2 separate regions of the Homo sapiens genome follow, and region 1 is linked to region 2. Evidence: chromatin contacts called from ENCODE Hi-C or POLR2A ChIA-PET data. All regions are on one chromosome and are shown on one strand. Each heading gives the region's core, a stretch centred on a gene start or an enhancer-like site at or near the end of the contact. The rest is flanking DNA. Distances are from core to core; before and after follow the strand shown.

Region 1 (4,456 bases), core at 998-3,497, 36 kb before region 2:
AAAACTCTTTTAAAGGTAGCAAAATGACGAAAAGACTAAATATAGAATAATAAACACTGACGATTTATTTTCCCTTAACCACACAACTGATGGGGTATAGATGTCCTTTAAATCATCCAGTTTTGCTCTTCATTAACTGAAGGACAGAGGGCTTGAATTATTATCTAAAATGAAGTTTAAGATAGATCTGTGACTTTAAGTCACCCATGATTTCACTTACACTGTCTTTTCAGTGCTATGAAGAGCTATAATGAGCCCTGAAAATAACAAGCACAAAATACAATGATCTACTTGGTTTTCTCAGTAACTGTTTCTCTCTTTTCTAGAAAGGCAATTCGAAGGCAAATTATTGGTAACTTATCTGAAAATAACATGACCCGTTCTGAAATAACATAAATGACTATTTACCAAGTTGGACAGATGATTTCATGAATTGTTAGCTCTTCTGTGCAAAGGCAGGCAGGAATGAGAGTCAGCTGTGTTAACCCTTTGCTTTCCTTTGAGTCAAACAGTTTGTATGAACAAACAGGGCAGTCATCCACTCTCCCAGCTCTATTTGCTGTCTGCCTTCAGCAAGTCACTTTATCATTCCTCCACTCTGTTTCTCCACCTGGAAAATCTGGAATATCATACCTATAACTCCTTTTTTTTTCGAAGACTGTTGAGATCTTTAGAAGAAATACATTCTACACTTTCAAAGATTTATGACAGTATTTTGTTTTTAGCTGCCTACCTAAAGAAAGGGAATGAACTGGAGTTGTTGAAGCAATAAGGATATGCCATTTGAGGTTAGACTGTGGTTAGCAGGAACCAACTGCTAAACGTGGTTTTGTTTTGTATTTCCTTTGTCAATTTCAGCTGATTTCAGGCAGGCCCATTCTGAGAATAAGGCTGCATTTCACAATTCCTGTAATGTGCCCACGTAAGAAAGAAGGCAGGTAGTCTGTTTGGTGATAGTATATTTCAAGAACTAATTGTTATTTCCTGTGAATTTGCAACCCAATGTGCTGTGAGTTGAGTTGGAACTAGAATATCAAATACCAAATAGCATACAAAAGGGATAACACTGCAAAAAAAAAATTCAAGTCAAAAATCAAAACAGAGCTCAGAGATTTCAGAAGCAATGGCTTCTTGTCAAGAATAACTGTCATTAAAATTTCCATAAGCACCAGTGAAATTGATTTTGGGGAAAAGTCTAAGGGAGGGTCTGTTTTATAAGACACACTGAAACTTTATTTTATTCTGAATTTCCCCAGCCAAGTTTGTAAGATCTCAGATTTTTCTTGGGCCCTTTCCCTGCCAAGGGGCCAAAGGTTTATCTCTATTGACACATACAGATAAAAAATTTTCATCCAGGAACCTCTATCAGCAGAGTCTGAATAGTCGTCTTTGGCTGGTGAATCACACTAAGGGAGTCTCAGTCCTGAGATGATCAGTGGTGAGAAGTTCAAAAAATAATGAAAAGAGCAAGCACTTAGGCGTCACAATACGCTTCTGGTATAACGCACCAAGCCGATGGAGCACAAGAATTGGTCTGGCGTCATTGTTTTATGTTCTCTGGATGTTGAAGAGTCTGATTTGCATTAGAAACCTCTGCATTCAATAAACAAAAATCAGGATAATAATGACCAAAGTACTATTTGGAACAGAAAACAAATTCAAGCAATGGGTGTTTTGCACTGAATTCATTCAAGATTTTATTAGTTAAGCTCTCACTTAGGTTATTAGGCTCAGCTTGCTTTTTATTTCACTGGCCTCAGTTACTGCAAACAAAAGGAGCCTGGTGTGTGTGTGTGTGTGTGTGTGTGTGTGTGTGTAAGCGCACGTGTATGAGAATGTCAGACATATCACACACAGGCTTTCTACATTCTTCACATTGGAAACCCATCAGCAAAAGGAAGAAGATCTGAAGGGAATGAGTGTTTTTTTTTTGTTTTTTGTTTTTTTCTGGTTTAGGGGATGGAGGGAGAATTTCTCTACATAAACAAGAAGGTTAGAATTGGAAGTCTGCTAAAAAAAATGTTAGAGCTGACCACAGGGTTGTAAATCCACTGACTGGAAGGAGGAAAAGAGAAACATTGCAAGCGACTGAAGTGTGTGGTGTGGCTGCAATGTTTGTGGGTTAGATGAGAAACAAGCGCTGAGTGAAACAGAGAAGGGGGGTGGCTGGTGTGATTTGTTTGGTGTTCAGAGCCAATAGAAATCCCAGACTCTGATAATATCCCCATGCAGCGCCGAGAGGATTCAGAGCTAAGTCTCCGGGCTCCTTTCACATCTGCAGGAGCAGCCAGCCTGGGACCGCGCGGCGCGGGGCGCGCTCTCGCCTCTCCTGCACCCTCAGCCGGCGCGCTTCTCTTATGGGCGTCTGCTGCAGTCTGGCTGCGGTCGAACTGAAAGCGGCGGCGGGAGACCAAACTTAGACCCCGCTGTGGACTAGAGAACTCAGAGAAGGCAGAGGGAGAGGGAGAGAGAGAGAGAGAAGGGACCCGAGGAGGAGGCTTCCATCACGTCATTGCAGGTACGCAGCTTGTCACGACTAACGTGACACAGACACGGTTTCTGATTTCTACCTTCACCAGGCACTTAGAATGAATTGACGTTGTTTGTTCCGTGGCTGGTCAGGACCGAAAGCCCTGAGTGGACGTCTCGCCGGTTTCACCCCGGGTAATTCAAGCTGTTGGCGTGTGTCTGGGGGCCACAAGGTTTATTCACCTATTGAATTATGCGTGGGTGTAACATAAGGACCTTCAAACTTGACCGTGATCGCTCTTTCTTTCTCTTTTAAATAACGTCAATACCAATATGTTGTCATCCCACCAATAAATACCTCTTGGTGACCGCCATTCTAATCATGACTATAGCGAGGCAAACACCATCCAATTGTTAGAAAGCGGGCTACGAACCTCTCCCACCTACCTACCAGGTTAATATCCTCCCTACAGGAATAGGAACCACAGCGGACTTCGGCAGAGTTTTGATTTTTTAAAGCATATGGCCAAGGTGCACCCGCCTCATGAGGGAAATATCACTATTATCACTACGCTGTGGTTGAAGGAGAAGAGAGAAGGGAGGTAGTTATTTTTTAACGTGATTGTCAGTGATCCTTCCTGTGTACCTGACTTATTTCTACATTGTCTTACGAGTTTAAAAATGCATTTGTATTCTGCACGCCAGGCACGTTCAGTTCCAGGATCTCACATATTACTACATTAAAAAGTCATGAATTGGAACTATCTAGTAGATGTGATAGTTGTAAGAAAATATTGATGTTTGATTTTATTTTATTTGATCCTAAAACTCATAAACTTCTATTTCTTTTTTTTTTTTATTTTGAGGTGTGGGTTTTGTTAAAAAAATCTATTTCCTGAGATTTTATCATGTTTGATTTGAAATTTTAAAGATAGTTATATAACTCCCCACCCCTTGATGACTTGTGATTAAATTAGCATTGCTTAATGAGTTCAGTCTTTCCTGGGAAAAGCCAGAGGGGACTGCAAGAAGTCAGTTAAAAAATTGGTCTTGCTTTGCAGTCTTCAAGGGCTGGCTGGTATTCATGTGGCTCTGAATCCCTATGAAAAGCGCTTTTTCTGCAGTGGAACAGATTGGGACTCCAGTACAGCCAGAGAATGGCTCTGCAGCAGGTGCAGGGGCAATCAAATACCTTACCTTTCGTCTAAACAGCACTCTTCCCAGTGGAGTCTTAGTCGATCATATCCAAACCATTCACTGATAATTCGCAATCGACTCACCATTCAGCCGTGCTTAGCTTTCAAGGTAGCCTTTGTCCCAAGACATGTGCCCGACCAAGGAAGATAAGAAAGTTATAAGAAAGGTATTTGTGTTGTATATCACAGTGGAGAATTTATATCGACCTTTTTTTGTTTGTTTGTTTTTTGTTTCTTATCAGATGAACATGTTCTTTCTGTCATTAAAGGAAATGCATGCTTAGCTCTACCATAGAGTCAGGAAAACTTCATAGTTTTTGCCCATCGACTGATCTGAATGATTTAACTGGGTGCTTTTTGAAATCGTGTCAAAGTATAGACATGGCAAGTGAATATTATATTTGGGAGAAGGCATTTTAACTTTATAGATAAATTTTTTTTCCTTTTACATCAGAAAGAAACTGTAAAGAACTGATCTGTGCAAATAAATATAAGTTAATCGACCCAACTACATTCTATTGGTAAAGAGTTGTTTTGTATGATTGTGAGCATTTGTCAATCTTTTATAAATAAAATAGCTGCAATAAGTTGGGACCTATTTCTGTCTTATCTTTCTAACTCTAAAGCAATGTTGGGTGTGTTGGTAGCAACTTTGTGAGTGTGAGACGGATTATATTCACTTTGTATAGACTAGGAGACACTGATGGCTTTTCAAAGATAAATATAAACAATGCTGTGATTATTCATTGTTTTTTGCTATCATTCTTCACCGAGAGAGGTAATCAACAGTT
Region 2 (4,509 bases), core at 536-3,035:
GTACTCCAGCCTGGGCAACAGAGTGAGACTCAGTCTCAAAAAAATTTTAAAAAATTTGATCTTACAAAGGCAGAGAGTAGAATGGTGGAAAACAACAACCACAACAACACAAAAACAACAACAACAAAAAACAGTAATCCTATTGCCTCCACATCTAACAGCCCAGCGACCCACCTTCAGCTTCTTGACCTTTGGGTTTATTGCTACATATCTACAAGGATTAATGAACTGCTCTCAAGAAAGGATAACTTTGAACTCTTGGATATTTTGTCTTTAATGAGTGATTTATGTAGTTCAATTATCCAGAAATATAGATTTGCTCACATAGATGTGTCTGAGCCTGATTTATTTTCATTGTGAATTTCCATAAACCTACAGGCTAAAATTGTAAAATATTTTATTCAGAAGAGACATACAAGTAACCATAAGTTATGATTTAAAAATCGCTAATACTGTAAACTAGGCAATTTACTCATTTGTGAATTAACCAAAACATCTTCAACTTGACACTAAGACTAACATCCCAAACTGTAATAATTTCCCAAAGAAATACGTTTCATGATATTTTTCAAGTTGAGGTTTTCAAGTTAAGACCCGAACTGTGTTCAGAAAACATGCATGTAAATTGTAGGCCCACCTCCCGTCATCAATCACTCTTACATGCATATGTAACTTTCATTCTTTTAATGTCCAAATGGTGAGAACCCAAACTGAACAAAGAAAAGCCCTTAATTCTCAAGAGTGGCACAACATATTTGTGTGTGTCGTTGTTGGAGAAAGTTATGTTTATAGTAAAGAAGAATCTAAATTAGGAACACACTAAGATTTCCTTTTTTTCCATTTTTTTTTTCCTTGTATGACACATGACAGAAGAAACATGTTTTTAATTTTAGGACTTTTTCTTTGTTGAAATAAGTTGCGACAACATCACTTTTATGGCCGACTCAATTCCATGTCAGTTTTCAGGAATGGAACTTCTATTTATTTTGATCTCGACGCTGCCAGCAATGGTTTTAAAGCTCAGTTAAAGAAAAGATCCTTGCTTTGCATGACTTGGTAAAGGAAAATATAAAGATCCAAGATTTATTTTGGCACCCACTGTAAGTAGAGACAAACAATAATTTGGAAAATTTGTGTAAATGTTACCAGTATGAATCTCATTGATCTGCTTTTTAAATAAGTAATGGTAAGAAACACCATGTAGCACTTGACTAAGAAATACACATCGGAAACAAAATAAAAAATCTTCCCAAGTAAGTTCTTATCATATACTGCTTTCTGCAGTATTAATTATGTGGTTGTTTTAAAAATAAAATACAGTAAACGAATGCAAAAGGAACTGGCAGAGCTTAATAAACCTCGACTCAGTTTAAACTCATTGAGTTTAATTTCATTCTAATTGGAGTATCTGAAATTTAAAGAATAAATTGTTTTAATTTCTGATATAGTGTCTGTCAGGCCCCAATATTTGGTTGTTTTTATTCCAAACAAAGAGTTAAGTTTAAAAGGTTTTAGTTTTCTGAATATTTTAATTAGAATTATGTTATCTGACTGCCCCCTCCCCCACTTCCCACTACAGTGCTAACTAGGTCAACCAGGGTTGTTTGGCAGCCTTTGGGATTATGGACTCCTTGTGTGGTTTCATGGTTTCTTAAAAAAAAAGTTTTGTAACGAAACGAAACCAAACCAAAGCTATGATTCTCAAGGGTTTGTGGCTTGATTGAAATCTGAACAGGAAATATGGACTGGTGATGCTAGTAACGTGACCAGCTGTCACAAAAACTTCCTCACACTCTAAGCGAAACCAGGAAGCTTCGTCAAGAGAGGGAAGGAAGATCCCCTTACAAGATTAGTAAGAGACTACATTTGAGAGGAAGGAGGTGGAGCAGCAAACCAAGGTGCAAAGAAAACATAGACAATTCTATTGCTGGCCCTAGTTCATGAAACTGAATTATCTATGAATTTAAATTCCTAGTTAAGCTTGTATGCTGTCTCCACGAATCAGCTGGTGTACATCACGGAGCTCACAGGTTTTCTTTATTGCCTGTATCCTCCAGAGAATTCATTTTCTACAAGGTATGTGGTTGTTTGCCATAGAAGAAAGTTGGAAAAAATATTTTTAAAGTTACTTTCACAGGACGCATAGCAATTTAATTCATCTTTCTTCTTATTTTGGGCACATTTCTTTTCTTTCTCGGGTTTTACCATTGATAACATTCTGTAATTTAACAAGTAAGATTTTGTTCTTCCCTCCCCCTCCATCTTTTTTTTTTTTTTTTCCAGCAGAGCACACAACACCAAAGCTCTGATGTTGTTCTTGATTCTCCTTCTATGTAAGCTTTGTTAAAAACTGAATCTTGTGCTGGGCACGGTGGCTCACGCCTGTAATCCCAGCACTTTGGGAGGCTGAGGTGGACAGATCACCTGAGGTCAGGAGTTTGAGACCAGCCTGGCCAACATGGTGAAACCCCGTCTCTACTATAAATACAGAAATTAGCTGGGCGTGGTGGTGCGCGCCTGTAATCCCGGCTATTCAGGAGACTGAGTCAGGAGAATCGCTTGAACCCGGGAGGCGGAGATTGCAGTGAGCCAAGATCGTGCCACCACACTCCAGCCTGAGCGACAGAGTGAGACTCAGTCTGAAAAAAAAATAAAATTAAAATTAAAATTAAAAAGTGAATCTTGCTACAGTGGTATTTGGAATGAACAACATATTGGTCATATAAATGCAGCAACACATTAAATGTAAGAGTTACCCTTACATAGTGACACCCCCACCCCCCAACCCAGTCTGCTTTACTTGCCTGATTCTTGAGAACTATTTGGCTTTGCAACTCTCATTCTAGAAATAAAAGGGACAAGACTTGGTGCTTTCAGCTGTGAAAGATAAAAGAGGAGGTAGAACCAACATTTACCCTGAGACTATACTACTAGCTAAGGCCGAGGGGTGAATACTATCACAGTTAAATAAAACAAAAAAGGAGGCACATCAAGGAACAGATTGTGGAGCTGGGTAGCAGCGCTAAGGATCAATTTTTTTATTTTTATTTTATTTTATTATTATTTTTTTTTTGGAGACAGAGTCTCACTCTTGTCACCAAGCTGGAATGCAGTGGTGCGATCTTGGCTCACTGCAGCCTCCGCCTCCCACGTTCAACCAATTCTCCTGCCTCAGCCTCCCGAGTACCTGGGAGTACAGGCGCACGCCAACACGCCCAGCTAATTTTTATATTTTTAGTAGAGATGGGGTTTCATCATGTTGGGTAGGATGGTCTAGATCTCTTGACCTCGTGATCCGCCTGCCTCGGCCTCCCAAAGTGCTGGGATTACAGGTGAGGCACCACTCCCGGCCCAAGATCAGAATATTATTTTAATTTTGGACTTGTCTGTCAATATATCTTGTTGCATTTTAGAGAACTCCTGTGTGTGTCCATATCTTGTTGACTACAGGCCATACTGATCACCAAGACTGTTCCAAAATCATCCACTCATTTTTGCCCTCTTCTTCCACACCCTCGACACCCCCACCTCCCCACCAGTAATTCCAGGTCCTACTTTGCTGAGTTCTAGGCTAATTACCAAGAGCTCCTTTAAGTTTACTTAACCCATCTGCAAATGCCTGATATTCCTCTTCTTTTCTGCAAACATTTCTCCTTACTTTTATTAATGGCCTCCTCCTTCTGTCCCTTCTTAGAGTAAAAGCACCTTCCTCTTCTACGACCTACACCCATGTCTCAGAACTTCATTGCATCACATAAATAAATAGGTGAGGTCATGTAAAAGCACATGTGCCACGTGAGAGAAGTTATTTTTATATTACTAGTAGGTTCTTTTCTAAGAACTTAGTTCTTAGATGATACCTTTTTGCATTATTGATGTTTTTCTTTCTTTTCTGAGGAGTGGGGAGATCGTTTTAAAATTGAATTCTATACAACAGAAAAGAAATTTTAAACCTATCTCAGGCTGGGTGCAGTGGCTCACTCCTGTAATCCCATCACTTTGGGAGGCCGAGGCGGGCAGATCACAAGGTCAGGAATTCGAGACCAGCCTGGCCAACATGGTGAAACCCTGTCTCTACTAAAATTCAAAAAAATTAGCCAGGTATGGTGGTGGGTGCCTGTAATCCCAGCTACTTGGGAGGCTGAGGCAAGGAGAATCACCTGAACCTGGGAGGCAGAGGTTGCTGTGAGCCAAGATCAAGCCACTGCACTCCAGCCAGGGCGAGAGTGTGAGAGTTCGTCAAAACAAAACAAAACAAACCTATCTCTTATTATCTTATTTGAAACCCTTAACTCATTCCTGGATTCCAGTCCCAGCTCTGAGACCCCTAGCTCAGGGTTTACCATCCTCTACCCGCAACTCAGGCTATGGAAGGTCCCAGGCTGGAAAGGAACAAAGCAACTTCTTTCAGAGCTGTTAGATTCCACAGTCACTTGGAAAGCATTAATAGCACAGTCCTCAAAGGAAGGCCTCCTGAGGACTGGGTGTTGAATCCAGACTTCACCACTT

The links. A loop is a pair of places that touch in the nucleus more often than their neighbours do. ChIA-PET counts read pairs that join two places held with the same protein, here RNA polymerase II (POLR2A). Pooled maps may share reads with other maps.
Region 1: a loop to region 2 is called in a map of natural killer cell, with 6 times the contacts of the local background. The contact joins the promoter of GREM2 here to the enhancer-like site in region 2. A Hi-C loop is called at or near these places in 4 of 168 maps with a recorded cell type or tissue (CD4-positive, alpha-beta memory T cell, naive thymus-derived CD4-positive, alpha-beta T cell and natural killer cell), 2 of 37 single-sample maps with no recorded cell type and 8 of 50 pooled maps. POLR2A ChIA-PET finds 5 or more read pairs at or near these places in 4 of 52 experiments (CD4-positive, alpha-beta T cell, activated CD4-positive, alpha-beta memory T cell, activated T-cell and 1 more).

What each region holds. Positions count from the first base shown.
Region 1 is chr1:240,609,946-240,614,401 of GRCh38, reverse strand. It overlaps GREM2 (gremlin 2, DAN family BMP antagonist), which reads left to right and starts at 2,247. Exons shown (of 2, transcript NM_022469.4): 1 at 2,247-2,518.
Region 2 is chr1:240,573,672-240,578,180 of GRCh38, reverse strand. All of the region lies in intron 1 of GREM2 (gremlin 2, DAN family BMP antagonist), which reads left to right. Among named protein-coding and RNA genes, the nearest start is that of GREM2, 36 kb to the left of the region's middle. Within about 2 kb of position 1,785, at least 3 of the 41 ENCODE cell types and tissues checked have a DNase peak (open chromatin) inside an H3K27ac peak, as active enhancers do; they include CD4-positive, alpha-beta T cell and natural killer cell, where a contact is called at or near this core.